Regions from separate parts of the Homo sapiens genome. Here region 2 is linked to region 1. A link is a loop called in an ENCODE intact Hi-C map of the cell type or tissue named here. Cell type or tissue: lower leg skin. All regions are shown on one strand. Each heading gives the region's core, and the rest is flanking DNA. Links, peaks and the distances in the headings are about the cores only. Region 1 overlaps KCNN4 (potassium calcium-activated channel subfamily N member 4). Region 2 overlaps LYPD3 (LY6/PLAUR domain containing 3).

What was found. Hi-C counts contacts between places; a loop is a spot of excess contacts. Peaks named below come from ENCODE experiments on the same cell type or tissue, not always from the same donor. Only the 100,000 strongest peaks of a DNase experiment are listed, where the experiment ranks them.
Region 2: a loop joins it to region 1, with 4 times the contacts of the local background. A loop is called at or near these places in 6 of 110 quality-filtered maps.

Annotation. Positions count from the first base shown.
Region 1 is chr19:43,759,442-43,774,145 of GRCh38, forward strand. It overlaps KCNN4 (potassium calcium-activated channel subfamily N member 4), which reads right to left. Exons shown (of 9, transcript NM_002250.3): 4 at 12,559-12,694; 5 at 10,278-10,388; 6 at 10,001-10,119; 7 at 9,522-9,591; 8 at 8,099-8,266; 9 at 7,092-7,648. The coding sequence ends at 8,102. Among named protein-coding and RNA genes, the nearest start is that of SMG9, 12 kb to the left of the region's middle. RefSeq lists silencers at 5,026-5,251, 6,815-6,978 and enhancers at 5,599-5,658, 5,679-5,908, 6,339-6,428. In lower leg skin, for the core only: no CTCF peak of the experiment used is centred there; DNase peaks (open chromatin) are centred at 5,979, 7,240, 8,050 and 8,951.
Region 2 is chr19:43,446,142-43,460,845 of GRCh38, forward strand. It overlaps LYPD3 (LY6/PLAUR domain containing 3), which reads right to left. Exons shown (of 5, transcript NM_014400.3): 5 at 14,646-14,704. Among named protein-coding and RNA genes, the nearest start is that of LYPD3, 12 kb to the right of the region's middle. In lower leg skin, for the core only: no CTCF peak of the experiment used is centred there; no DNase peak of the experiment used is centred there.

The DNA.
Region 1 (14,704 bases), core at 2,928-10,927:
GGCTTGTTCCAATTAATGTTTACAAAGACTTCTCCAGTGAACAACAAAAATTAACAGTGATTGCCTATAGGGATGAGGGTTATAGACAGATGTGGGTCAGGGCTATGGGAACTTAAAAAGCGTTGTTGTTTTTTTAAACCACGTAATTATTAGCTATGCGCAAAAATGTTCAGTGAAAACAGTGCTGGTTGCTGTGAGGAGAATGGCCTGCAGGGGCGGAAGCAGGAGATGAGAAAGCTGGTGTCCTTGCCTGGGCAAGAAAGGATAGTGGTTCTGGAAGAGGGTGGTGCTAATAGATGAGTTGAGAAGGGTCAGGAACTGGGATCTTTTTTGAAGGTAGCGCCAAGAAATTAAACATGGGGTGTGAGAGGAAGCATGAATCAGGGGTGACTTGAAAGTCATCCTAGAGATCTGTTGTACAACAGGGTGACTCTCATTCATAACAATGTGTTATATGCTTGAAACTTACTAAAATAATAGATTTTAAGTTTTCTCACACCACAAAAAAATAAGTATGTGAAATAATGCATATGTTAATTAGCTTGATTTAGCCATTCCACAATGTGTACATATATTAAAACATCATGTTATTTGCAGCATTAAAAAAAGTTCTAGCGGGGAGGGGGGAGGGATAGCATTAGGAGATATACCTAATGCTAAATGACGAGTTAATGGGTGCAGCACACCAGCATGGCACATGTATACATATGTAACAAACCTGCACATTGTGCACATGTACCCTAAAACTTAAAGTATAATAATAATTAAAAAAAAAAAGTTCGAGAGGTTTTGGTCCTGGCCAACTGCCTGAAGACTGAGACTTTTTTTTTTTTTTTTTTTTTTTTTTTTTTGAGATGGAGTCTTGCTCTGTCGCCCAGGCTGGAGTACAGTGGCGTGATCTCGGCTCACTGCAAGCTCCGCTTCCTGGGTTCATGCCATTCTCCTGCCTCAGCCTCCCGAGTAGCTGGGACTACAGGTGCCCACCACCACGCCCGGCTAATTTTTTTGTATTTTTAGTAGAGTCGGGGTTTCACCATGTTAGCCAGGATGGTCTCGATCTCCTGACCTCGTGATCCACCCGCCTCAGCCTCCCAAAGTGCTGAGATTACAGGCGTGAGCCACCACGCCCGGCCTAAGACTGAGGCTTTTTACCGGGATGAGGAAAAGTACTTTTGATGGGAAATCAACAAGCTTTGAAATTCTTAACTTTGAGATGCACGTTGGTCATCAAATAAGTGGTTGGAGTTAGGGGAAAAAGCCGGGGTTTGTAGATAAAGACTTTCTGACTTTGCGTCACAGAATTTAGTTTAATTAATTAATTTATTTTGAGACAAAGTCTTGCACTGTCACCCAGGCTGGAATGCAATGGCACGATCTTGGCTCCCTGCAACCTCCACCTCCCGAGCTCAAGCAATCCTCCTGCCTCAGCCTCCCAAGTAGCTGGGACCACATATGCTCTAGCACACCCGGCTAATTTTTTAGAGATGAGGGTTCACTATGCTGCCTAGGCTGGTCTCGAACCCCTGGGTTCAAGCAATCCACCCCATCAGCCTCCCAAAGGCTGGGATTACAGTCACTACAGAGTTTTAAAAATACACACAAAGATGTTATGGTATGAAGAGACTCCCACGTACCCATCGCCCAATATTGACAGACATCTGCATTTTTCTTGTCTTATGTCTTCTATTTTTCCCTCCCACATATAAGCATACTTCCCGCCACCCCCTGGAGTTTTGTTTGTTTTAAGAAAATCACAGATAACCTGTCATTTTGTTAATAACTATACAAGTATGCTAAATTTTGGAGCTGCCTATTTATAGATGATATTTAAAGCTATGATTTGCTGAGATCATCTAGGCTGAGAGGTTGAAGAGAGCAGGGACTAGGCCTGAGCATCCCGCATGTAGAAGCCAGGATCCTGGAGAGGGGCTGAGATGGAGCCAGGAGTGTCAGGAGAGGGGATGACCTGGCGCCATGGGATCAAAGGGTTCCAAAGAGAAGATAATGGACTAAGGAGCAGAGACACGGGGCAGCAGCTGGAGGCAGATGTGGGGTCCACCATGGAAAAGACATGACTTTTGATCCCCCATCTAACTGTGTTATGGAACCTTCTCAGTATCTATCAGGAAAAATGTATAAGTACTTATTTTTCTTTATTTTTATTTATTTTCTTTTTGGGTGACATATAACTTAAGTGTGGTAAAGTATATAAAGGGCACAGATCTTAAGTGTACCAGGTAATGAATTTTCACAAATTTATGCATCCATGTAACCGCTAATCAGAGAACATTTCCAGCACCCAGACGTCTTCCTTGTGCTCTTTCCCTGTCAATTCCCCTGCTCCAGAAGCAACCACCCATCTAATGCCTTTCAAAAACAGGCACAGAGATTCGTTGTGTCTGTTTTTGAACTTCATGCGAATGAAATCTTACAGCATGTCTTCCGTGTGTCTGGCATCTTTAGCTCTTTATGTCTGGCAAAGTCTTTTATGTCATTCTATGTAGCAGGAGTTTAGAACCAACTTTATGGCCGGGCTTGGTGGCTCACATCTGTAATCCCAGCACTTTGGGAGGCGGAGGCAGAGGCAGGCAGAACACGTGAGGCTAGGAGTTCGAGACCAGCCTGGCCAACATAATGAAACCCCATCTCTACTAAAAATACAAAAAATTAGCTGGGCGTGGTGGAGGTGCATACCTGTAATCCCAGCTACACTCGGGAGGCCGAGGCACGAGAATTGCTTGAAGCTGAGAGGCAGAGGTTGCAGTGAGCCGAGATCACGCCACTGCACTCCAGCCTAGGTGACAGAGCGACAGATATTTTGCAGTTTGGTGAATAGTGAACTTTAAGGAAAATGGAGAATCTAAAATGCTTCTGAAAGTTCCAGTGGGATGTTTATAAGATGGGAGAAATTATAGCATGTTTGTGTGCAGATGGGAATGATAGAGGGAAAAGAGACCAGGAGACTTTGGAGCTGTTTTTTGAGGAGGTGTGGACAGGGTGAGGGGGCTAGACTTGACTTGAAGAAGGGCCAGCTCATCCTGGAAAAAGAAAGGAAAGTTTTATCATTTGACACCCCCTCCAAATTATAAAAAGCACTCTCCTGGTTTGTATATGTTAGCAGCTATTCCACACAACATAAAAGCTTAAAGCATGCCTTTGGACTGCCAGTCTGGTGTTGATGATGATGATACAGCTTCCTTTATGGACCATAATAAATAGCTGGGCTGGGCATGGTGGCTCCTGCCTGTAATCCCAGCACTTTGGGAGGCCAAGGTGGGAGGATCTCTTGAGCCCAGGAGTTTGAGACCAGCCTGGGCAACATAGTGAGACCCCCGTCTCTACAACAAAGAACTGAATAAATGTTAGTGATGTTTATTTTTATTCTGAGTGGATGGGGCAAGAAGGAGGGGAGAGCAGCAGGCAGTTTGGGAAGGAAGAGGAGCCTAGTGGCCTGAGCAGCCAGGACAGGGAGGAGAAGGGGAGGCCAGAAGACGGGGAGAGACTGAGCTTGCAGAGTCCCCCGGGTGAGGCTTGTGGGCATACTGACACAATGGAATACTACTGTGTAATGAAAAGGATGAGCAGCATGGCTGAATCTCACCACCACCCTGCAGAGCCCAAGACACAGATACACACCAGGGCGTGCAGCAGGGTTCCTTCCAAAGTTCAAAGTTGAACAAAAGGAATCAAGACAGGTCAGGATGGTGGTTCCTGGGATGAAGGGGGCTGTTGGCTGGGAGGGAAATGAGAGCTTTAGGGGGCTAGACACTTCTAGCTTGATCTGAGTGATGGCTACTCAGGTGAATGTATTTGAAGAAATATATTGAGATTACATTTAAAATTTGTGTACTTTATTGTATGTTAAAATATATGTCAGTTAAAGAAAAAAAGGGGGCAGGCATGGTGGCACACAGCTGTAGTCCCAGCTGCTTGGGAGGCTGAGGCAGGAGGATCACTTGAGTGCAGGAATTCGAGGCTGCAGTGAGCTACGATTGTACCACTGTACTCCAGCCTGGGTGACAGAGCAAGACTCTGTCTCTAAAAAAAAAAGAGCTGGACTCAGAGCTAGACTTTGACAGGAGGGCAGTGGGAGGAATGGGAAGTGTGTGGGTGTTAGAAAGGTCCTCAAGGGCAGTTGGGGGATTTATGAAGGGGAAAGGCCCGTGACTGGCTGTATGACCCTGGGAAGCCCCTGCCCTCTCTGGACCGCCTTTCCCCCACCCAGTCCTCATGAGAGTGCAGGCAGAACAGAAATAGGAGAAGGAAGGAGCCAAAATCACCATGAGACTCAGCTCCTGGAGGACAGAGCCCTCTGATTCATGTCTGCAGCCCAGCTCCTGGCTCAGGGCCTTCAGGAAGTGTTGATTTGGTGAGGGGGGTGCAAAACCTGCCAGAAGTGGGGGCATCCAGGCTTGAGCCCCACAGTGGAGAATGAGGGCAGGCGGGCCAGGGCAGATCCAAGATAATTCAGAACACAGGATCTCTTGTATGTTCTCCTAGGTTCTTAGTCAAAAGCCCCTTTTCACTGGTTCTGACCTTGCCTCAGCTGAAATCAACATGGGATGGCTCAGCTGAAACCAACATGGGGTGGCTTCAGGCCATCCCAGGCATTCAGAGGGTTCGTTTAATGACATTCACTGAGGCCCTGTCTATGTCAGGCCCTTGGTGTTGAAGACGCAATCATGAACAAAAATGAAAATACAATGTGATGGTCTCCTGAGTGTCTGAATGCGCCAGGTGGCTAAGTGCTGGGGCTCTGGGGTCAGGCTGCCTGGGTCACATCCTGGCTCCAAACTGCTTTGCTATGGCTTCGGGCAGTTACCTCATCTGTAAAATGGGACCAACATTGCCTACCTTGCCTCCTTTTGTGAGGTCACTTATTAAAAGGGCTTAGCGTGGTGCTTGACCCATTATTATTATTATTATTATTATTATTATTATTATTATTATTATTATTATTACTACTACTACTACTACTTGAGACAGGGTCTCACTTTGTCACCCAGGCTGGAGTGCAGTGGCACGACCACAGCTCACTGCAGCCTCGACTTCCCAGCCTCTTCAAGTGTTCCTCCCACCTTACCCTCCCAAGTAGCTGGGACCACAGGTGTGTGCCCCCACACCTGGCTAATTTGTTGTCGTTGTCGTTGTTGTTGTTGTTTGAGATGGAGTCTTGCTCTGTCACCCAGGCTGGAGTGCAGTGGCACGATCTCGGCTCACGGCAAACTCCGCCTCCTGGGTTCAAGTGATCTCCTGCCTCAGACTCCCGAGTAGCTGGGATTACAGGCACACACCACCACGCCTGGCTAATTTTTGTATTTTCAGTATAGACAGGGTTTCACCATTTTGGCCAGGCTGGTCTCGAACTCCTGGCCTCAGGTGATCTGCCTGCCTCGGCCTCCCAAAGTGCTGGAATTACAGGCGTGAGCCACCATGCCTGGCCAGACCCAATATTATTATCGTGATAGGGATAGGTTTATGAGGCTATAGGAGTATCAGACAGGGCCTCCTGGAGGAGGGGACATATTAGCCGAGGCCTACAGGAGGCGTAGGAAGGAGTGTTTGCCAGCTAAAAGGGAGTGGAGGCAAGGAAAGAGAGGTCCCAGAAGAATGAGTTTGGCAGGGGCTTTGGCAACACTGCCAGGAGAGCTTCTTGCAGGGGAAGGGTGTCAGCAATATCTGGAGGTCTCATCCAGTTCCTTTCTTGAGTCCCCGCCTTTACTCCCCAGGTGGGCTGGCCTCCAGAGGAAGGGCAGTTCGTGGCAGTGGGTGGCGGAGGCTCCAATTTAGCTCTCAGGGATGAAGGGGCGAGGCTGGCTGTGGACTTTAAGGGAAATCCAAAGATAGCTCAACAGAAAAGGATGACTCGCAGCCTGATCTTCCCCTCAAGAGGAGGGAAGCAAGAATGAATCAGCCTCTCAAGCTGGAATGAAGTTGCGGCGGGAAGTCAGTCCTCGGTTTGTGGCCCAAGGCCACTCTGCCTCTGACTCACCTTGCAGTGGGGCGGGATGGGTGTGAATCTGGGCTCTCCAGCCCGTATTCCTAGCTTCCGGCTGGGGGCCTGAGGGGAGGCCTGGCTCCTCTTGAAACCTCGGTTTCTACATCTGTGCAGTGGGGTAACGAGGGTCAGGAGAGTGGTTATGGTGACTTATAAACAGAGCTGGGCACACAGTAGGGCCTCTGGAAGTGCCAGCCCCCCTCCTTTGCCCCCTTCCCTTTCACATCCTCTCTTGAGCGGATGTGAAACGGGTATGTGGGTGGTTTGGGGAGGTTTGGGGCCTCTGTTAGTCTCTTGATGAGTGAGTTGTCATCTAGATTCTGGTAAGGCATGAATAGAGGGAGAAAAGCAACAAAAAATCAGAAAAAGGGCAGCCACGCATTGTGTGTGAAAATCAAAAACAATAATAAAAATGATTCTTGGCCAGGGACAGTGGCTCACGCTTGTAATCCCAGCACTTTGGGAGGCTGAGGCGGGCAGATTGCTTGAGCCCAGGAGTTCAAGACCAGCATCTGCAACATAGTGAAACCCCATCTCTACTAAAAATACAAAAATTAGCCAGGCGTGGTGGCAGGTGCCTGTAATCCCAGCTACTTGGGGACTAAGGCAGGAGAATCGCTTGAACTCTGGAGGCGGAGGTTGCAGTGAGCCGAAATCGCGCCACTGTACTCCAGCCTGGGTGACAGAGCAAGACTCCATCTCAAAAAAAAAAAAAAAAGATTCTCTCTCACATATTTGGTTCCTACTAAATGCCTCTGGGCTACTCCATGTTTTAATCTTCACAGCAGTTCCATGGGGAGGCAGTCCCATTTCACAGGTGAGGTAAACTGTTCAGAGGTGAAGCCACTTACCCAAGATCACACCACCAGTGGATGGTAGAACCAGGATTTGGACCCTGATCTGTCTGAGTTCAAAGCTGTTGCTCTTTGCCTCAGATCTGGGCAGGGGACTGTTGCTGAGGACTGCCCAGCCTACAGAGTTGGGAGGGCACTTACAGGAGAAGGCCTCTGAGACAGGTTCAGACAAGGCAACAGTCTTCCACTGGACGGTCTGCCAGTTAGGAGTGTAGATATGTTTAGAGAGAAATGGCAACTTCTGGCTTTAACATTTATTACAAAGATAAGAGCAGAGGCTGGTGAGTTACACTTCTTCCTCCCCACCAGGTGCTCTCTGCAGCTCTGGAAAAATGGTGTCCTCTTTGTTGTCCCACCAGGGGGCGCCACCTCCAGCCCCGCCCCAGCCTCATACCCAGTTCTTCAGCTCGGCCAGCGGTAACTGAAGCCTCCCAGAATCCTGGATCCGGGCCCCTAGTACCCTCTTTCCCAGGGACCCAGGAGTCCTGCCTCCAGTCGCCTGCACTTGTAACTGAGAGCTGGAGGTCGTCCATAGCAGCATAGTGAGAGTGTTTTTGATGAGGGTATGCAGAGTGGGGGTGACCATGTTCCCACCTGGGGCCTCAGGTGGGCCAAGGCCTACCCACTTTAGCCAGCGTCCCCTCCAGCAGCCATCAGCAAGCCAACCCACTCCAAGCCAGGGCCCCCTTTGGTCCTTGCACTTGAGGTGCTTTGTTCAGGGCTGGGTCAGGAGTGGCAGAGACGATGTCCACCACCTCAGTACTGGGGAAAGTAGCCTGGTTCCTCCTCGTGGGTCCTGGAGAGACAGAGAGACTGATGGAGAGGCAGGCCAGGAAGAGGGAGAGTGAGAGTGGGACACACCGAGGTGCAGACAGAAACCGGTGGGCAGAAGTGGGAGACAGGGGGCAGGTGTTTCCGGGCCCCGAGGCCAGGGGGCAGGAGGGCATTTAGACAGAGACATTGGATGGACAGCCAGACAATGTGCCCAGGACAGGCAGAGAGAGAGAGAGAGACCAAGCAAAGAGGGAGAAGGCCATCAAGGGTCAGTGAAGGGGAGAGGGTACACCATCTTCCTTCACTGCCAGTCCAGCCCCGAACTGAGTCCTTTCCTCCAGACAGTGCCAGAGCTGATGAGAAAAGGCGGCCTTGTCTCCCAGCCATCCCCCGCCCCCTTAGCCACATAGGGTGCTGGCCACAGGAACCCTTCCTCCAGGATGCCTTCCTGCCCAAGTCCCAGCCCCCTCACCAGCTACTTGGACTGCTGGCTGGGTTCTGGAAGCTGCCTCGGCCCCAGGGCAGTGCTAAGCAGCTCAGTCAGGGCATCCAGCTTCCCCGCCAGCGTGTCAATCTGTTTCTCCAGGGCCCGGTGTGAGCTGCTCAGATTCTGCTGCAGGTCATACAGGATCATGTGCATCTGGGTGGGAGGAGAGGATCAGAGGTGTCGGGGCTGGGGTCGACCCCCACCTACTCCATAGCGTAAGGCAATGGAACCAATATTGACCACATCCTTATGGTCCTCTGAGGATTACCCTCGACAATAACTGTTACCATGTATTGACCACCTACCACTTCCCAGCTACCTGCCCAGGTGTTTCCCTATATGGTTTAAAATCCTCCCAAAAGCCACAGGGAGTGGGAATCCTGTTCCTGTCTTACAGCTGAGGAAACAGGCATGGAACAGTTAAATGACATGCCCAAAGCAGCTCCTGAAATAAGACCTAGAACATAGCAGGTGCTCATTAGATATTTCTAGCATGGATGATGCCTGACTTCCAAATCCACATAGTCTTTTACTGCATTCTCTGGCTAGGATTCACTAGTTGATCCCTGAGGGTTTGTGGATTTTCTATGGAAATTCTTGAATTCTGTGTTTTTGGCTTGATAACCTTCAGAAATTACCACCTGCCAATTCCTGCAGATCTGGGCCACTGCCTCGTCACTGAGACCTGCCATGCGGTTTTGGGGCCTGCATCTGTGACCGTGCTTACCATGGCATTGCTGCCAGGGGCCACTGTTTGAACTGTCGTGGGCTAACGAGAAAAAGCAAAGGCCACCAGATAAGCAGAAGATGCTGTGAGCCAGGCCAAGGGGGTGTTGTGACATCATTGTCCCTAAGCACTGGCGAAATCAAATGGTCTCAGCAGAAGAAGGGGGCGGGTAGCTGAGTCACGCCTTGGCCAGGCAAACTTGCATGGACGTCCCTGTTGCCCTGAGTACCCCTCCACAAGAGCAGCAGAGATTGAGTTTTACGGAAACAATGTCACCTGTGTCCTTGTCAGTGTTGTTCATTTTAATTGTATTGGTTTTGCCGTCTATGGGCTTGGTTTGTAAATTTGCTTTGGTTTTATTGTATGAGCTGTAGTTGGAAGGAATTTTATATCCGTCCACATGTAAGTAACTTAACAATAAAGATAATTTGAAACCAAACACTGGGGTTCTTTGTGCAATTTTTTTTTTTTCAGTTTGTAAGGGATCTGTGCCTTTCATGAATGTAAGAAGCTCTGTGTTGCATCATTCATTCCTTCCTTCCTTCATTCAACCACAGACCTTTACTGACAGGCTGTGTGTGCCAGGCCCCTGCCAAGGTTCCCTGTTCTAGGGCCAGATTTCCCTCCCTGTGGCCCCAACCTCCCCCTTCTTCAAGACCTCCTCCCACGGGATCCTAGTACCTTGGAGATGTCCACCATGGAGTTCACTTGTTCCCGGAGCTTCCGGTGTTTCAGCCGCACCTGGCGGAACCTGTGGGAAGAAGTGGGGAGTCAGTTTTACAAGCCTGGTCCCTGAATGTAGCTGTAGCTCAGGGGAGGAATGAAGGGAGGAGAGGCACATGAAGAAACAAAACAAAGAAACAAAGTTGTCGAAGAGCTGAAAGAGTGGGAGGGGATGCACCCTGCCTCCCCACGAGCCCCCATCCCCAGTAGAAACCCAGGTACCCAGGTCCGCAGACACACCGAGATATGCGGAGACAAACCAGCACAGACACATAGAGTCATGCACGGTCAGATCCAGGTGAGACCTGGATGTTGAGTGAGACCACACCTGGGTGTCCTGACCTGGACAGGCATGGACATGCACACACACAGCCGTGCAGAGAGGTGACTTGGACATGGGTGCACATGGACACGTGTGCATACAAAGCGGCCCTCACGCGTTGATGGCGGCCAGCAGCTTGCGCTGATGCCTGCGGGCAGCATGAGACTCCTTCCTGCGAGTATGTTTGTAGAACATCCAGGCTTCTTGTAGCACTCGGGCAGCGGACTCCTTCATCTGGGGGTGGGTGGCACAGTGTCCGTGGAGATAGACCCTTACGGTTCTGGGAAGGCAGGGCTAGGGCTGGGACTCTTGGGTCCTAGGGGAAGCAGGGGCGCCTGGACTCCTGCTTCTTGGAAGAGGGGTGTCCCATGGGTGCCATATGCCCATCTCACCTCTTTGGTATACTGGATATCCATCATGAAGTTGTGCACGTGCTTCTCTGCCTTGTTAAACTCCAGCTTCCGGGCCACCACGGCCACCAGCAGGGCTGTGCAGCAGACACCCTGTGGGCACAGCAGGCACCGTGGCATGAGGCTGTGCCACCGACTCCCTCCTTGAACCCGCCCAACAGCCACAGACGGTAGGCACGACCATCCCCAGTTAGCAGACAAGCAAAGAGGCTCAGAGAGGAGAGCCAAGGTCCCAGCTCAGAGCGGTGGAGCTAGAATCATAAATCGCATACGTCCGAGCCCAAATTTGATGCATAGCATTCACACCCTCAGGGTGGCCTCTTGAATGAAGGATAGGATTGGAGGAGTGAGAGGAAGGCTGGGTTCTGAGCCAGGGGCAGGCCTCTGGGTCCTCAGTGCTCATGTGGTCAGCCATTGCACTGTGGAGGGCGACCATCCTTCTCCCACTCCCACAACTTCTTCCTAGCTCCAGCCCTGTCTTCTCTCTCCTGGACCGTCTCCAGCCTCCCACTCATCCTCCCCTAACCCCCTTGGTCCCCTCTAATCTCCCAGGCTTCCACTGGCCTGAACGTCTCAGCCTGGCTCCCAAGGCCTTCCAAGGTCTATGCCTCCCACCTGGACAACTCAGCCCTGGCTCCATGCTGCCTGCCCTCCCTGAGCACCTTCCTCCGAACACTCATTCTCCTCCCTTCCTTCTCCCAATGCTCCTGGCCCTTCAAGGCCTTGGCAATTCCTAGCTGCTTGTGGCATCTGCTCACCTGTCCCCAAGTTAGAAGGAATCTTCCTAGGAAGCATCCCCAACCCTATAGTTTCAGCTCTTGATCACTCAGAACAACTTCCAGTCACAAACGCTGGCTCCAGGGGACTGCCTGGGTTCCAAGCCCAGCTCTGAGCAAGTTATTTAATCTCTCAGTATTTCAGTGTCTCATCTGTGAAATGGCCTCACAGGGTTACTAGGTGGATTTCATGAATTACCCCTGGCAAGTGTGTAGGGCAGAGACTGGCACAGAGTATGTGCTCCGGAAAAGTAAGCTTTTATGGCCCAACCATGCCATGGAGCCTTTCTTCCAGGAGCAGGCTGTGAGCTCAAGTGCACATCACCCTATCTCTCTAGGTTTCTGTTTCTCCTTTTGTCAAATGAGGGAGGAGGTCCTGAGCGGTGCTGCAGGTCCCTAACTGAGTCTCTGCCCCTCTTCCCTTGCTCCAAAGACTCACCACTGGGGGAGTGGAGGTCACCACATCCTTCACCTGTGCACCTAGGGATTGGGGGATGAATATGTCCTTCCTAGGCCCACATCTGGGCTAGGTGCTGGTGGCTTAGGTCCCCGAGGGTGAGGGGAACCCGATCTTGTAGGGAGGTGAAGGCCAAGGCATTAGGTGCTAGTCTCTAGAGGGGGCCAGGGCTGGGTGGGAGGACCTGAGTGACTGGGTCTATGGAGGGAAGGAGGTGGATGTCAGGGTTCAGGAAGAGGCTGACTCAGGCTGCAGAGCCTCTGCCTCATCCTTGAGGGCAACAGGAGCTGGTGTGGGGTGGCTGGATGCCTGGCCACCCCTAGACCTGTTTACTGAGCACCTCCTGTGGGCTGGGCACTGTTGGAAGCACTTTACGTAGTTGGACCCATTTAATCATCTCAGCAAGCCCATGAGGAGCATCAGCATCCCCATTTTATAGATGAGGAAAGTGAGGCCCCGAGAGATCACGTGGCTCGCCTGAGCTCCCCAGCCAGGAAGTGGCAGCCGCAGGATTCGGACCCAGGTAGCCTGGCCCCACAGGTATGCACTTGATAACTGGACTCTACACCCTTGATGGAGGCTGGGAGACGATTTCCCAGTTCTGGAAGAAAATGGGGCTGCGAAGTCAGGAGCCTGGGTCCCTGAGGAGGATAAGGGCTGGGGCCCTAGGTTCTAGAGAGAGCAAGGACTTAGGGGCTGGATTCCTAGGTCTGATTTTTTATTTTATTTTTTAAGAGACAGGGTCTCACTCTGCCACCCAGGCTGGAGTGCAGCAGTATGATCATAGCTCACTGTACCCTCAAACTCTTGGGCTCAAGTGATCCTCCCACCTTGGCCTCCCAAAATATTGGGATTACAGGTGAGTATCTTGTTCTTGAAGAGAGAATGGGGCTCTGGGGGCCCCAGACACTCAAGTTTCTCAGGAGCTGTCCCTGAGAGCCTGTGTTGAACCCATTTAATCATGGCTTCCTGGGGCCAGAGGATGACCAGTTTGGGATAGGGATCATGTCCCCAAGGCAGCTGTACTCACCATGACTCCAGTGCACAGGCAGACGATCTTGCCCCACATGGTGCCCGGCACCACGTCACCATAGCCGATGGTCAGGAATGTGATGGGGATCAGCCAAAGTGTGTCTGAAAGGTGCCCAGTGGCATTAACAGCCTGCCTATGGGGAAGGGTAGGTTAGTTCTAAAACCCCACCATAGAGGTTTCCATGATATTCACTCCCCTTCCCTCTATACCCTCCCATCCCCTTCCCTCTGGTTCCCTCCCTTCCCCTCCCAGTATACACCCATAGTCCTAAGAATCACCTGGACAAAAAGCCATTAAGTTCTGAGCTTTGGAAAGCCTGCATGGCCTCCTCTCTGCTGTGTGACCTGGGCAAGTTGCTTAGCCACTCTGGGATTTGAGACTGGGTCTGGCCAATCCCAATGCCGGTATGGTCTCAGCTAGGCTACCCGGGCTGCTGTAGCATTCAGAGCGTGTGGTTGAGGGTGGAGAGTCGATAGGGGGCCAAAACCCAGTCAGACCCTGACTGGTGGCTACATCCACCCAGAGGAAGGGGTATATTTTTCTAATTTCCACAAAGATGCTGTGTGGTCCAGAAGTGGCCCTATCAGGACCAAAAAGGACTCTAAAAAGGCTTGGTGGGACTCGGCCTTCCTTTCCTCTCACTTCACAGAGGAGACATTTAAGTCCAGCCATGGAAGGGGTTGAAACATTGAGATTTGTCTAACTTTGTCCACAGGCCCCTTGCCGCAAGACCAGCAGGGAAAGCTTCATTCATGAGGGCCCCTGACACCCCAGACCCACCGGGTTGGAGTTTCTAGGAGCGAAGATGGAATCTGTACTGTTCACAAACCCCACCCCCTCATTCCGAAGTACATTCTAGTTTCAGGACTTCTGCCTTGGAATGTGGAACTTTGACTTCCTCCCCATTCTCCCATCATTCAATTGAGAAACATGGTGGGGGGATCATTCATTAATCCTGATTCTGACCAATTTCCCAATTGTGAAAACTAAGATCCTGGAAGGTGAAGGAGTTTAAACTCATGACAGAGGGCGGGCATGGTAATCCCAGCACTTTGGGAGGCTTAGGCAGGAGGATCACTTGAAATCAAGAGTTCAAAACCAGCCTGGGCAACACGGTAACGTGGTCTCTACTAAAAATACAAAAACTAGTCAGGCATGGTGGTGCACATCCGTAATCCCAGCCACTAGGGAGGCTGAGGCATGAGAATTGCTTGAAGCCGGGAGGCAGAGGTTGCAGGGAGCAGAGATTGTGCCACTGCACGCTAGCCTGGATAATTGAGACTCCAGATCAAAAAACAAGAACTGCCAGGGAGACTACAGATGGTGGAACGTGACATGCATTTTTCAGATGAGGAAACTGAGGCTCAGAGAGGAGAGATCTAAAGCCAGATCTTCTCATTCTCCTCCTGCCCTGAAGGATCTTTGCCACATACACTAGACCAGAGGTTCTCAACCTTGGTTGGGCCATAGAATCACCTGGAAGGCTTGCTAAAGTGGATTGCTGGCCCTACCCTCCAGGATTCAGTAGGTCTGGAAGGGACCTGAGAGTTTTCATTTGCAAGTTCCCAGGTGATGCTGCTGGTCTTGAAATCACACTTTGAGGACCACTGGCTGAGATCACTCCCAACCTCGTTTTTCTCTGAAAGGGATAGAAATTGAGGCGCGGCATCGGGTTACACAGTATCTAGCTGGCAACCAGGATCTAGTTCCAATTCCCTGCTTGGAATTATTTTCCAGAGCAGTTCCAAATCATCCCCTTCCTAGGATCACAAAAAGCACCTACCTACAGTGCATTCCGTGCTAATTGGGAAAATATGTCTCCTTCCTCCAAGGCAGAGGCAACCCTTTAGGCAGGTCCCAGAGATAGGTTCGGAGACCGAACAGATGGCCTGTAAACCTGAGGCAGAGGTCAGGCAGCCGGAAGGGAGGGGCTTTCTAGGGTCTGTGTGTGCGTTTGGGGAGACTGAAGGCTGCAGGTGGAGGATTGGCTGGGGGCTTGTCTGTTGGTTCCTCTCACCCCAGTTGATGGGAGTGTGGGCAAATTTCAGCCAGCAAGAGGAGAAGGGGTCAAAGTGTGAACTTTCTCCACTGCTTGGTCCTAGGGGGCCTCAACCTGCACCGCGGCACAGGACGGCCGCCGTGG
Region 2 (14,704 bases), core at 4,064-12,063, 310 kb before region 1:
GTTGTGATTTTGTCTTTTGACAGTTCAAGGACTGAACACTTTCTCTTTTTTTTTTTTTTGAGACAGAGTCTTGCTCTGTCACCAGGCTGGAGTGCAGTGGGGCAATCTTGGCTTACTGCAACCTCCACCTCCCGGGTTCAAGCAATTATCTTGCCTCAGCCTCCCGAGGGGCTGGGATTACAGGCACCTGCCACCACGCCTGGCTAATTTTTGTATTTTTATTAGAGGTGGGGTTTCACCATGTTGGCCATGCTGGTCTCGAAATCCTGACCTCATGATCTGCCTGCCTCAGCCTCCCAAAGTGCTGGGATTACAGTCATGAGCCAACACGCCTGGCCGGACTAAGCACTTTCACCTTTATTCTTTTCTGTCTCCAAACTCATCCACAATCTCACCCAGCTTGGACTCACCCCTGGCAGTTCATCTCCACCCTGACCTTGCTTTAGCAATGATCTTTCATTTCATTCATCCCTTCTTTTGGGGCCTTTCCATGACTCTAGACTCTGAGGGTATACAATAGTGAGCAATGCAGACTCAGATCCTGCCCAGAACATTCCCTAACACACAGTAGGTGTTCATTAAAAGCTTTTAGAATGAATAAGAATAGTTGTTTTTTTAAGACCCTACTAACAAAATAAAAAGTTGACATCCTTAATGCTTGACCCTCCAATTTTGTCTTTGAAGCTTGATGGTTCACAATCTCCAAACTGGTTTACAGCACAAAGTCCCAATGCCAAGGTTCTTTCCCAAATGGGCCTGACCTAATTCCCCAGCCTCATCTCCCTGCTCTCTCCCAGGTTGCTGCACCCAGTTCCGGACACAAGGCATGTTCGCTCAGGCCTCTGCACGTGCTCCTTGTTATTTAAGATCCCGCTCCTGGTCTTATCCATCACGACCTCTGAGAAGATGTCCTGGAAACCCAGACAGAGCTTTGTCCCTGTGTCTGCTGCAGATTTAGGTGAATGTTGGTGCAAGTGCATTCGCCAAATAGCAGTAGTACTTTCCGAGAGTCCAGCCAGGGGCTGGATGCTGATGCTTAGCTGACATTGCTGCTCCAAGCCGCCAGAGGGCGCATGGAAAACACCAATCTGACTTGCAGGGTGAAAACCCTACAGGAGCTCCCAGTTTCTCGTATAATTAACAGTTAAGGTGCCACTGTTCTTGTTTTGTTTGTTTGTTTTGAGGCAGGGTCTTGCTCTGTCACCCAGGCTGGAGTGCGGTGGCGCAATCTCGGCTCTCTGCAGCCTCGTCATCCTGGGCTCAAGTGAACCTCCCACCTTTTGACACAGAAAAGTTGGCTTATCAGTGGTTCATTTTGTTAACCCATGTTCATGAGTTTCTTGTGATGTGCTAATTTACTGCTGATATTTAGGATAGTCCTGTTGATCCTAATAAATTCCTAATTGTTGTTCTTGTTTCATCGGTTCACCGTGAACCAGTGGATGTTGTCTCACTCTTATCCCTGATGCACACTGGCACTTTTATATGAAGTGCCCTTGATGACACTAGTGATGATGGTTGTCACTAGAGTGGTACTTGCATTCTGGATTATCTTACTGCACTTTAGCTTGCTAGGTGAGCACTCAAACTCCCTAGTAGCTGAGACCACAGGTGCGTACCACTCAGCTAATTTTTGTATTTTAGCAGAGATGGGGTCTCGCTATATTGCCCAAGCTGGGCAGACTCATGGGCTCAAGTGATCCTCCCATCTCAGCCTCGCATAGTGCTGGGATTACAGGCATGAGCCACCGCGCCCCACCAAGATGCCACTGTTTTTTGTTTGTTTTTCTGGGGCTTGGGGGGCTTTTTTGTTTTGTTTTTTTGTTGTGGGGGGAGTTCGAGACAGAGTATCACTCTGTTGCCCAGGCAGGAGTGCAGCGGCATGGTCTCGGCTCACTGCAACCTCCGCCTCCTGGGTTCAAGCGATTCTCCTGCCTCAGCCTCTTGAGTAGCTGGGATTAGTCAGGCCCGCCACCAGGCCTGACTAATTTTTTTTGTATTTTTAGTAGAGATGGGTTTTCACCATGTTGGCCAGGCTGGTCTCAAACTCCTGACTTCAAGAGATCTGCCTGCCTTGGCCTCCCAAAGTGCTGGGATTACAGGCGTGAGCCACCGCGCCTGGCCAATGCCACTGTTTTTGAGGTGGGAGGCTGGACTCACCTCCAGAGGTGGGACTTGGGTATGGGACCAAATTGAGGACTAGCTAAGCAGTTTCCCATAATACACGCCCACCAGTATGCCACGTCAGTTTACCGTTGCCATGGCAACACCTGGGAGTTACTGCCCCTTTCCATGCCAATAACCCCACAAGCCAAAAGTCATTACCCCTTCCCTAGAAATTTCTGCATAAACCGCGCCTTAATCTACATGTAATTAAAAGTAAGTATCGGGCTGAGCACACTGGCTCACGCCTGTAATCCCAGCATTTTGGGAGGCCAAAGCTGGCGGATCATCTGAGTGAAGAGTTTGAGACTAGCTTGGCCGACATTGTGAAACCCCATCTCTACTAACAATACAATAATTAGCCAGGCGTGGTGACGCCCGCCTGTAATCCCAGCTACTCAGGAGGCTGAAGTAGGAGAATTACTTGAACCCAGGAGGCGGAGGTTGCAGTGAGCCGAGATGGCGCCACTGACAGCACTCCAGCCTGGGTGATAGAGAGAGACTGTTGTCTAAAAAAAAAAAAAAAAAAAAAAAAAAAAAGGAGTCTATTTACAAGGGTGGAGGCAGTGGGTAGAAAGATACAGGCAGCCCAAGGCAACCGTACATCAAGAAGGGAGTTGGGGAAATAAATACCCACCCTCCAGTTTCTTGCCAGTGTCTCCCCATTGGGCAAACCGATGCAGAAAGCTAGAGGTTCAGAAAGCTCATTGTGGTTCATGCTGATCCCAAGGTATGGTCAGACTCCCAGGAGTATGGCGGGGAGAGGTGGAGAGTGGACCTGAAGAGGCAAACAAAAAATATCCAGCATAGTCCGGGCACAGCAGCTCACACCTGTAATTCCAGCACTTTGGGAAGCTGAGGTGTGAAGATCACTTGAGGCCAAGAGTTCGAGACCAGCCTGGACAACATAATGAGACTCATCTCTACAAAAAAAAAATTTTTTTTTAATTAGCCTGGCATGGTGGCATGCACCTGTAATTCCAGTTATTTCCAAGGCTGAGGAGGGAGGATGGCTTGAGCCTAGGAGTTTGAGGCTGCAGTGAGCTATGATTGTACCACTGCACTACAGCCTGGGCAACAGAGTGAGACCCTGTCTCAAAAAAAAAAGGGAAGAAAAGAAAAAAGAAAAACATCCAGCATAGTGTTCTATTTGTATTGTTATTGTATTTCTTATTGTGGCCTATGAGGCCCTTCAAGGTTTAGGCCTAACCTCTGCCTCCTCTTCCCACCCCACCCACTACATTCCTCTCTGAAACCCAGGGACTGACTGGGAAGGGATGGGAGACAACCTTCTGGAGTGATGGTGATGTTCTGATTCAAGATAAGGATTTTGGCGGCACGGGCCTGCACATTTGTCAGAATTCCTCTAACAATGTGCTTAAGTTTTGTGCATTTCAGCATATGTAAATTTTACCTGAAGAGGAGAAACTAAATAAATATGCTTTTCAACTTACTTTGAAATGCATTGAAAAGGCAAGAAGGAGTGATGGATAGATGGATGGAAAGGTGGGTAAATACTTGATAAAGCAAGTTGAGTAAGATGTTAATTAATTTAGAATCTAGGTGATGGGGCCAGGCACGGTGGCTCATGCCTGTAATCCCAGCACTTTGGGAGGCCAAGGCAGGCAGATGGCTTGAGTACAGGAGTTCGAGACCAGCCTGGGCAACAGGGCGAAATCCTATCTATCTCTACAAAAAAAAAATTAGCCAGGCGTGGTGGCACATGCCCCTAGTCCCAACTACTCAGGAGGCTGAGGTGGGAGGATCACCTGAGCCACAGAAGTCGAGGCTGAAGTGAGCCAAGATTGCACCACTACACTCCAGGCTGGGCTATGGGAGTGAGACCCTGTGTCCAAAGATAAAATAAAAATAGAGCTGGGCACGGTGGCTCACCCCTGTAATCCCAGCATTTTGGGAGGCCAAGGCGGATGAATCACTTGAGGCCAGGAGTTCAAGACCAGCCTGCCCAACATGGTGAAACCCCATCTCTACTAAAAATACAAAAATTAGCCAGGCGTGGTGGTGGGCACCTGTAATCCCAGCTACTCAGGAGGCTGAGGCAGGAGAATCGCTTGAACCTGGGAGGTGAAGGTTGCAGTGAGCCCAGATCACACCACTGCACTCCAGCCTGGGTGACAAAGTGAGACTCTGTCTCAAAAATAATAATAATAATCATACAAATAGAATCTAGGTGATGGGTATATATGAGTGTTCACTGTAAGATTATTTTAACTTCTCTATGTTTTAAATAATTCATTTTAAACATCTGTGCAAAAGTAAAAATAAAAATTTGGGAAAGTGTTGAGTCAGCAAAGGAATTTGGATTGGATTGATTGGTTGGAGGAACCAAGAAGAAATGAATTGCTCTGGGACTTTCCACAGAAACCACAACCGCTTCCCTGCAGCATAGAGCTGGCCTCCAGGAACAAACTGTGCCAGCTCTCAAGTCTCAGTTCTCCAGAAAGCCTGTCAGGAAAAAAGTGCAGAGAAGAGAAAGAGACAGCACCCTTGCTTCTCAGAAATCCTGTGATGAACAGATCTGCCTAACATCTGAAGTCATGCACTATTCATTCGACAAACTATAATTGAAACCCTCCTCTGTGCCCAGCCCTGAGATGTGTGTGTGGCACTGACAACATAGCCCCAGCCCTTCCCTCAGGAGACTCAAAGTCCAGGGGCAGAGACAGACACATCTTCCAGTGTTATGGTTTGGCTCCATGTCCCCACCCAAATCTCATCTCAAATTGTAATCCCCATGTGTGAGGGAATGACCTGGTGGGAGGTGATTGGATCATGGGGACGGTTTCTCACATGCTGTTTTTGTGCTGATGAGGGAGGTTTCACGAGATCTGTTGGTTTAAAAGTGGCAATTTCCGGCCGGGCGCGGTGGCTCACGCCTGTAATCCCAGCACTTTGGGAGGCCGAGGCGGGCGGATCACGAGGTCAGGAGATCGAGACCATCCCGGCTAAAACGGTGAAACCCCGTCTCTACTAAAAATACAAAAAATTAGCCGGGCGTAGTGGCGGGCGCCTGTAGTCCCAGCTACTTGGGAGGCTGAGGCAGGAGAATGGCGTGAATCCGGGAGGCGGAGCTTGCAGTGAGCCGAGATCCCGCCACTGCACTCCAGCCTGGGCGACAGAGCGAGACTCTGTCTCAAAAAAAAAAAAAAAAAAAAAAAAAAGTGGCAATTTCCTTTGCTCTCTCTCTCTCTCTCTCTGTCTCTCTCTCTCTTTCTCTGCTGCCGCCATGTAAGACATGCCTTACTTCCCATTGACCTTCTGCCATAATTGTAAGTTTCCTGAGTCCTCCTCAGCCATGCAGAATTGTGAGTCAATTAAACCTCTTTTCAGTCCAGGCGCAGTGGCTCAAACCTGTACTCCCAGCACTTTGGGAGGCCAAAGCAGGCAGATCATCTGAGGTCAGGAGTTCAAGACCATCCTGGCCAACATGGTGAAACCCCATCTCTCCTGAAAATGCAAAAATTAGCCAGGTATGGTGGCGGACACCTGTAACCTCAGCTACTTGGGAGGCTGAGGCAGGAGAATTGCTTGAACCCGGGAGGTGGAGGTTACACTGAGCCAACTTCTCTCTACTGCACTCTAGCCTGGACAACAGAGTAAGACCTTATATTAAAAAAAATAATAATAAATAAAGGCCAGGCATGATGGCTCATGTCTGTAATCCCAGCATTTTGGGAGGCCGAGCCAGGCAGATCATGAGGTCAGGAGTTCAAGATCAGCCTGACCAACATGGTGAAACCCTGTCTCTACTAAAAAATACAGAAATTAGCTGGGCATGGTGGCACACGCCTGTAATCCCAGCTACTCAGGAGGCTGAGGCAGGAGAATCACTTGAATCCGGGAGGCGGAGGTTTCAATGAGCCGAGATTGTGCCACTGCACTCCAGCCTGGGCAACAGAGCAAGACTGTGTCTCAAAAAAAATAATAAATTAAAAAAATAAAAACCTCTTTTCTTTATCAATTACCCAGCCTCAGGTAGAATCTTTATAGCAATGTGAGACCAGACCAATACATCCAGATAGCAACAATCCCAAGTGATCAAAACAATAATGGGGGAAGCCCCAAATGAGGCATGTGACCCAGACTGGTGGTCAGGAAAGATACCTGATGGAGAGGACATCCAAGCTAAGTCTTAAAGAAAGAGTAGGTGTCACCAGGTAGAGACGGAAGGACAATGGAAAAGCATTCCAGGCAGAAGGAACAGCAACTGCAAAGGTCTGGGAGTGAGCAGAAGAGTTTGATGCTCAAACTTTTCTGAACTGAACTTTTCTGAACTGAAAAGTTCAGTGTCATTGGAATGTGAAAGGAAGCAGAGGGTAGGGAGGGGTTAAAGGCAAGCATGCAGCAGTCACCAGTTCCTGTGTGGGCTTGTAAGCCATGGTAGGGCATTGGAATCTTACCCTGCGAGTGCTGGGGAGTCACAACAGGGTTATAGTCAGTAGGAGGACTTCACCAGTTTGTAAATGATTCCAATTGCAAAACAAGGGAAGGAGATGAGGGAATGTATCGGTCAGGATTGGCTAAGTTATGCTGCAGTGACAAACAGCTCCAGAATTCAGTGACTCAAAACAACAAAGGTTGGCTGGGTGCAGTGGCTTACGTCTGGAATCCCAGAACTTTCAGAGGCCAAGGAGGGAGAAGTGCTTGAGGCCAGGAGTTCAAGACCAGCCTGAGCAACATAGTGAGATTCCATCTCTTCAAAAAAAACTTTTAAAAATTACCTGGGCACGGTGTGCACACCTGTAGTCCCATCTACTCAGAAGCCTGAGACAGGAGGATCTCTTGAGCCCAGGAGTTCAAGGTTACCATGAGCCGTGATCGCACCACTGCACTCCAGCCTGGGTGACAAAGCAAGAACCCATCTCAAAAGAAAAATAAATAAATTTTAAAAATAAATTTTCTGGCCAGGCACGGTGGTGCATGATTGTAATCCCAGCACTTTGAAAGGCCGAGGTGGGAGAATCTTTTGAGCTCGGAAGCTCGAGACCAGCCTGGGTAACATGGCAAAACCCCATCTCTACAAAAAAAAATACAAAAATTAGCCAGGTATGGTGGAACATGCCTGTAGTCCCAGCTACTCAGGAGGCTGGGGTGGGAGGATTGCTTGAGCCCAGGAGGTGGAGGCTGCAGTGAGCTGTGATCGTACCAGTGTACTCCAGCCTGGGTGACAGAACGAGAACATGTCTCAAAAAAAAATTTTTTTTCTAGCAACCACATTTTTTAATTTAGTTATTTTTGAGACGGAGTCTCGCTCTTGTCACCCAGGCTGGAGTGCAATGGTGCAATCTTGACTCATTGCAATCTCTGCCTCCCAGGTTCAAGCAATTCTCCTGCCTCAGCCTTCCAAGTAGCTGGGATTACAGGTGCACACCACCGCGCCTGGCTAATTTTTGTATTTTAGTAGAGACCGGGTTTCACCATGTTGGGCAGGCTGGTCTCGAACTCCTGACCTCAAGTGATCCAACTGCCTCAGCCTCCCAAAGTGCTGGGATTACAGGTGTGAGCCACCACACCCAGCCATTGCCATTTTATAGATGAGAAAACTGAGGCACAGAAAGATGATGGGGCTTGTCCAAAGTCACGAGCTAGAGCAGGAGCAGGGATTTGAACCCCAGCCATCGGGCTCCTTGCAAGGAGAGCAGAGATGGGTTCCTACATGGTCATTCCTTGGGCTGGGTGAGTGTGAGCCCTTGGTGGTCCAATCCTACTCCCCCCAGAGGTCTCAGTAAAGAGAGAATGCTAGTGATTCTTGAGAATACTGAAGGGAAAACCCACAGTTGGTCCCAAGAACGACGGTGTGGGTGGAAGTGAAGAGATGTGGGAAAAGATTTTCCTCTTTCTTGCCCCAGATTGCCAGGGAGTTGGAAAAATCCCCTTGCACTATGGGCTATAGACTAGTGGCTGTCACTGCTACTGGATTCTTCATCACTGGAAAAGCAGAAAGTTGGGGTGAGTTCCCTGTGAAGTCCCAGACCAGGAGAATGGATGTAGGAGGAGGGCCTCTCTTTGTTCTTGTTTTTTGTTTGTTTGGTTTGGTTTGGTTTTTGTGGGGTTTTTTGTTTTGTTTTGTTTCTGAGACAAGGTCTTGCTCTGTCACCCAGGCTGGAGTGCAATGTCATGATCAGAGCTCACTGCAGCCTCAACCTCCCGGGGATCAAGCGATCCTCCCACCCCAGCCTCCTGAGTAGCTGGGATTACAGGCGCGTGCCACCACACGCCTGGCTAACTTTTGTACTTTTTTTAGAGACGAGGTTTCACCATGTTGTCCAGACTGGTCTAGAACTCCTGGGCTCAAGCTATCCTCCCACCTCGGCCTCCCAAAGTGCTAGAATTACAGGTGTGAGCCACCGTGCCCGGCCAGGAGAGCCTCTCTTCAACAAGCATCTCCAGTGTGCCAGGCTCTGGAAGGAGAACTCTAGTCTCTCATTTTATGACCCTCCCTTTCCAAATGGGGAAACTGAGGCTCAGAGGAGACATGTGACTCATCCAACATCACACAGAGGGGAAGGATGGAAAAGTTTCCTCCCACCCCCATCCCATGGCCACCCAATTCCCTTTCCAGAGGCAATGGTATTTATTGCCTTGTGGGTATTTCTTGACATGTTCTAGGCATATACAAGCATTTACACACAGATTTTTTTTTTTACACAATAGTGGTACACTGTTCTGTATCTTATCTTTCATTTTACTTAACATTATTTTCAAGATCTTTCCACATTAATACAAATAGATGTGCCTGGTTTTATTTATTTTATTTAATTAATTTATTTTTGAGACAGAGTCTCACTCTGTCACCTAGGCTAGAGTGCAGTGGCGTGATCTTGGCTCACTGCAACCTCCACCTCCTGGGTTCAAGCAATTCTCCTGCCTTGCCTCCCAAGTAGCTGGGATTACAGGCACCCACCACCACGCCCAGCTACTTTTTGTATTTTTAGTAGAGAGGGGGTTTCGCCATGTTGGCCAGGATGGTCTTGAACTCCTGACCTCAGGTGATCCACCCGCCTCGGCCTCCCAAAGTGCTGGGATTACAAGCGTGAACCACTGCACCTAGCTCATTTTATTTTTATAATGCCCATAAAGCATCAAACTGTGTGAGCACACCATCATAAGCATAACCAGTTCCCTCCTGATAAACATTTAGGTTATTCCTAATGTTTTGTTATTCCAAACACTACTGCAATTAACATCCTGGAGCAGACCTGACATCAGCCTCAGGCGTCCATGTCTACATGTGAGATAAATTCCTGAGAGAAAAACCTGCCAAGTCAGAAGCGATCTGCATTTGTCATTTAGAAAGACGTTTCCAAATTGCACCCCAATTTCCCTCCCCTGCAACTGATTGACCAACCATTTCTCAAAAGGGCTTTTTGAGCACTCTCTCTCTCTCTCTCTCTTGCTGTCTCTGTATTTTTTTAATGTTTGACAGCAAGAAGATAGTCATGTCTTGCTTATGTAATTAAAATTAAACAAGCCCTTCGTTAAAAACACACAAACCCAGGAAGAAGAGAAACCAGCAAGGCCAGTTCAGGCAGATCCACCCTGCCCCTTGTCACACCTGCCTTGTCCCCAGCAAGCCCTGAAAAAGAGGCTGAAATCAATTTCTCACACATGGACCTCAGACATCAAACCTTGGAAAAAATACAGGAAAGAGATTTTGTAACTTTCCCCCTCTGTGGCTTTTCGTACGGCTAAACCCTCTCACTCTCTCTTCCCTTTCTTTCTCCTCGTCCTTTTTCTTCTTTCTCTCACTTCTGTTTTGGTGAGCTGTCATTAAAAACACTTTAAAGCCGTGTCCAGTCTAATAAGTTATACAGAATCTGGCTGTGTGTGTGTGTGTGTGTGTGTGTGTGTGTGTGTGTGTCTGTGTGTGAGAGAGAGAGAAAGAGAGAGAGACAGAGTCTCACTCTGTCGCCCAGGCTGGAGTGCAGTGGTACAATCACAGCTCACTGCAGCCTCCGCCTTCCGGGTTCAAGTGATTCTCCTGCCTCAGCCTCCCAAGTAGCTGGGATTGTAGGCGCGCACCACCAAGCCTGGCTGATTTTTTTTTTTTTTTTTTGAGACAGAGTCTCACTCTGTCACCCAAGTTGGAGTGCAATGGCACAATCTTGGCTCACTGCAAGCTCCGCCTCCCAGGTTCAAACGATTCTTCTGCCTCAGCCTCCTGAGTAGCTGGGACTACAGGAGTCCGCCACCACGTCCAGCTAATTTTTGTATTTTTAGTAGAGACAGGGTTTTACCATATTGGCCAGACTGGTCTTGAACTCCTGACCTAAGGTGATCCGCCCGCCTCGACCTCCCAAAGTGCTGGGATTACAGGCGTGAGCCACCATGCCCAGCCGATTTTGTTGCATTTTTAGTAGAGATGGGGTTTCGCCATATTGGCCAGACTGGTCTCGAACTCCTCACCTAAGGTGATCCGCCCGCCTCGACTTCCCAAAGTGCTGTGATTACAGGCGTGAGCCACCATGCCCAGCCGATTTTGTTGCATTTTTAGTAGAGATGGGGTTTCGCCATATTGGCCAGACTGGTCTCAAACTCCTGACTTCAAGAGATCCACCCGCCTCGGCCTCACAAAATGTTGCGATTATGGGTATGAGCCACCACACCTGGCCAGAATCTGGTATTTTTAACAGAAAGCAGAGCTAGGAGCTTAAAAGTAGAAACTAGATGAGCAAAACAATTGATTATATTTGAAACACATTAAGCTCTTCTTTTCTCTTCTCCTCCTGAACACAAGCAAGTAACTGTCTGGAAGGAGGTTGGAGGGGTTGCGGTGGGGGAGCGGGAGTCTCAGGGCCCATAATGGGTTTCAGAGGCCAAGATGGATAAGGAGGTCATCCTCCCAAGAAGATGGGAAGGCTGGACAGTGACAGCTGCAAAAGATTGGTTACTTTCAGGGGGATGGATCCGCTAAGTAAATATATTGCCAGCCTGGCCAACATAGCGAATTCCCATCTCTACTAAAAATACAAAAATTAGCCGGGCGTGGTGGTGTGCACCTGTAGTCCCAGCTACTCGAGAGGCTGAGGCAGGAGAATTGCTTGAACCTGGGAGGCAGAAGTTGCAGTGAGCCAAGATCACGCCACTGCACTCCAGCCTGGGCAACAGAGTGAGACTCCATCTCAAACAACAACAAAAAAAAGCATTGGAAGCCAGATTTCTTTTTTTTGAGACAGTGTCTTGCTTTGTCACCCAGGCTGGAGTGCAGTGGCACCATCATGGTTCACTGCAACCTCGGCCTCCAGGGTTCAAGCGATCCTCCCACCTCAGCATCCCCAAGTAGCTGGGACTACAGGCACGTGCCACCACACCTGGCTAATTTTTAATGTATTTTTCTTAGAGACGAGGTTGCCCAGGATGGTCTTAAATTCCTGGACTCAAGGGATCCGCCTGCCTCAGCCTCCCAAAATGCTGGGATTACAAGCATGAGCCACCACGCCCAGCTGAGTGGTAGGGATTTTGAGCTGGGGTGAATGGCGATTGTAGGTCATTTGCATTTTTAATCGGCTTTACCCAGAAGAGAAGGCAACTTTCTTCTGTCTTCATGACAGGAGGTATTTTACAACTGAGAGCTGAGTCATGTACCAAAGTTAGGCTCTCACCTTCCTGGGGGGAGATAGGAGTGCTATTTCCTTTTATGTTTACAATTTCAAAAAGATAGTTTCCTGGGTCCTGGTCACTCATCCCTGTAATCCCAGCATTTTGAGAAGCCAAGGCAGGAAGATAGCTTGACCCCAGTTCAAGATCAGCCTGGGCAACATAGTGAGACTCCATTTCCTGGGCTATCAACTGGCAAGATACTTTTTTTTTCTTTTTTTTTTTGTGACAGAGTGTCATTTTGTCGCCCCCAGGCTGAAGTGCAATGGCGTGATCTTGGCTCGCTGCAACCTCCGCCTCCCAGGTTGAAGCGATTCTCATGCCTCAGCCTCCTGAGTAGCTGGGATTACAGGCACTTGCCACCACACCTGGCTAATTTCTGTATTTTTAGTAGAGACGGGGTTTCAACATGTTGGTCAGGCTGGTCTTGAACTCCTGACCTCGTGATCCACCCGCCTTGGCCTCCCAAAGTACTGGGATTACGGGCGTGAGCCACCGCGCCCGGCCAAGACTTTTAAAGAGGTTTATATCCATCTCAAATGGACAAAGAAATAATTTACAATGACAAGTTTTCTCAAGTAAATGCTCTAAGAAAAGGGAGGTAAGGGGCCTCTGTGGTTAGACCCTCTGGATTCTGAGGGCCTAGAGGCAGGAGGAAGCCTGTCTAAAGTTTAGTCAAGCTGAGGGAAACATTATGGCAGTGTTGGTACACTCTGTAAAGCTGACCTGCCCGTGTTCAAATCCGAGCTCCACTGCTTAATAGCTGAGTGACGTGGGGCAAGTTTCTTAACCTCTCTAGCCCTGATTTCCCCATCTTGTAAAATGCAGGTGATTAACACTTACTTCATAGGATGGTTTTGTAGATTAAATATATTAATCCAAGTACAGCACTTAATACAGTACCTGGCACATAATCAATGTATTATTTGCTGTGGGTAATTACTTCATCATTCTGAGCCTCAGTTTCCCCAATCATCCCATCTGAAAATATGTGGAAAAGTCAATGAGATGATGGCTGTAAACTGATAGCATAGACTTGGCATCTAGTAAGACTGTCTTTAATCACTAACACAGCTGGGCACGGTGCCTCACATCTGTAATCCCAGCACTTGAGAGACAGAGGCAGGAGGATCATCTGAGCCCAGGAGTTCGAGACCAGCCTGGGTAACATAGTGAGACGCCAATCTCTACAATACAAATAAAAGTTAAATTAAAATTTAAAAATCTCTGCCGGGCATGGTGACTCACGCCTGTAATCCCAGCACTTTGGGAGGCCAAGGTGGGTGGATCACCTGAGGTCAGGAGTTTGAGACCAGCCTGACCAACATGGAGAAACCCCATCTCTACTAAAAATATAAAATTAGCCAAGCATGGTGGCACATGCCTGTAATCCCAGCTACTCGGGAGGCTGAGGCAGGAGAATCGCTTGAACCTGGGAGGGGAGGTTGTGGCGAGCTGAGATTGTGCCATTGCACTCCAGCCTGGGTAACAAGAGCAAAACTCCATTTCAAAAAAAAAAAAAAAGAAAAATCATTAATACTCCCAACACTACATTTACCATCACTGATGTTTCCCTCTATACATGTATTGCAATATATGTGTTTCAGAATAAGAGCTCATACTCTTATTGATGTTCTATTTTGTTGCTATTCTCCTTATTTGCTATTGTTTTGTTGTTACCTCACACTACTCCCCATTATCAATAGTAATATTGGCTATCAATAGCAATATTGGCAATATACTGTTATGATCTCACTATTCCCCACATCTGATCCTCCTCCCATCAAGCAGTCGCAAAGCCTACCAGGAACTCTCTCATTCCCAAACCAGGCTTTTCCCCTCCAGTGCCTCTAGGGCCAGGCCTTCATCTGATTGGAAGGAGATGGAGGTGGGGCTCAAGCCCCAGGTCCCCAACATCAAGCAAAGACCAACAGCAGCACCCCCGGGTCCTACAGACAAGTGGGACACAGTAGGTAAGCCCAGTTAATGACTTTTTTTTTTGAGACGGAGTTTCACTCTTTGCCCACGCTGGAGTGCAGTGGCGTGATCTCGGCTCACCGCAACCTCCACCTCTTGGGTTCAAGCGATTCTCCCGCCTCAGCCTCCCGAGTAGCTGGGATTACAGGCATGTGCCACCATGCCCAGCTAATTTTGTATTTTTAGTAGAGACAGGGTTTCTCCATGTTGGTCAGGCTGGTCTCGGACTCCAGACCTCAGGTGATCCAGCTGCCTCTGCCTCCCAAAGTGCTGGCATTACAGGCATGAGCCACTGCACCCAGGCTTAATGACTCTTAGTAAACCAGATGAAGCCGGGTGCAGTGGCTCCTGCCTGTAATCCCAACACTTTGGGAGTCCAAGGCAGGAGGACTGGGCATCATAGCAAGACCTCATCTCTACAAAAAATAAAATTAGCCAAGTATGATGGGATAAGCCTGTAGTCCCAGCTACTTGGGAGCCTGAGGCAGGAGTTAGAGGTTGCAGTGAGCTATGATTGGGCCACTGCAGTCCAGTTTGGGTGAACAGAGACCCCGTCTCTAAAACAATGCAGACGGCTGGCTGGATGACAAGGCGGGTGGAGCCTAGGGAGGGTACATAAACTCATTAGACAAAGCTCTCTATTCCCTGGCATTGCTAAAAGCCCCATTCGCCCCTCCATGCTGCTTAATGGTTTCGCCCGGTCTCCCCCTCACCAGTGGGACCACCCACATGCAGGATAGACCCAGGAGATTAAAGTTCAACCGTGACTTCCCCCAGGACTGCGGCTCTAGGTCCCATATCTCTCCCGTTAAAGGCTTTATGATGCCCACCCTAGCTCAGCTAGAGCGGTTATTGCGAGAAACAAGGTGGAAGTGACTCCTTTAAAGCACTATACAAAGTAATTAAATCTTTATTGAGGCATTTATGTGCCAGAAACTGATCACAC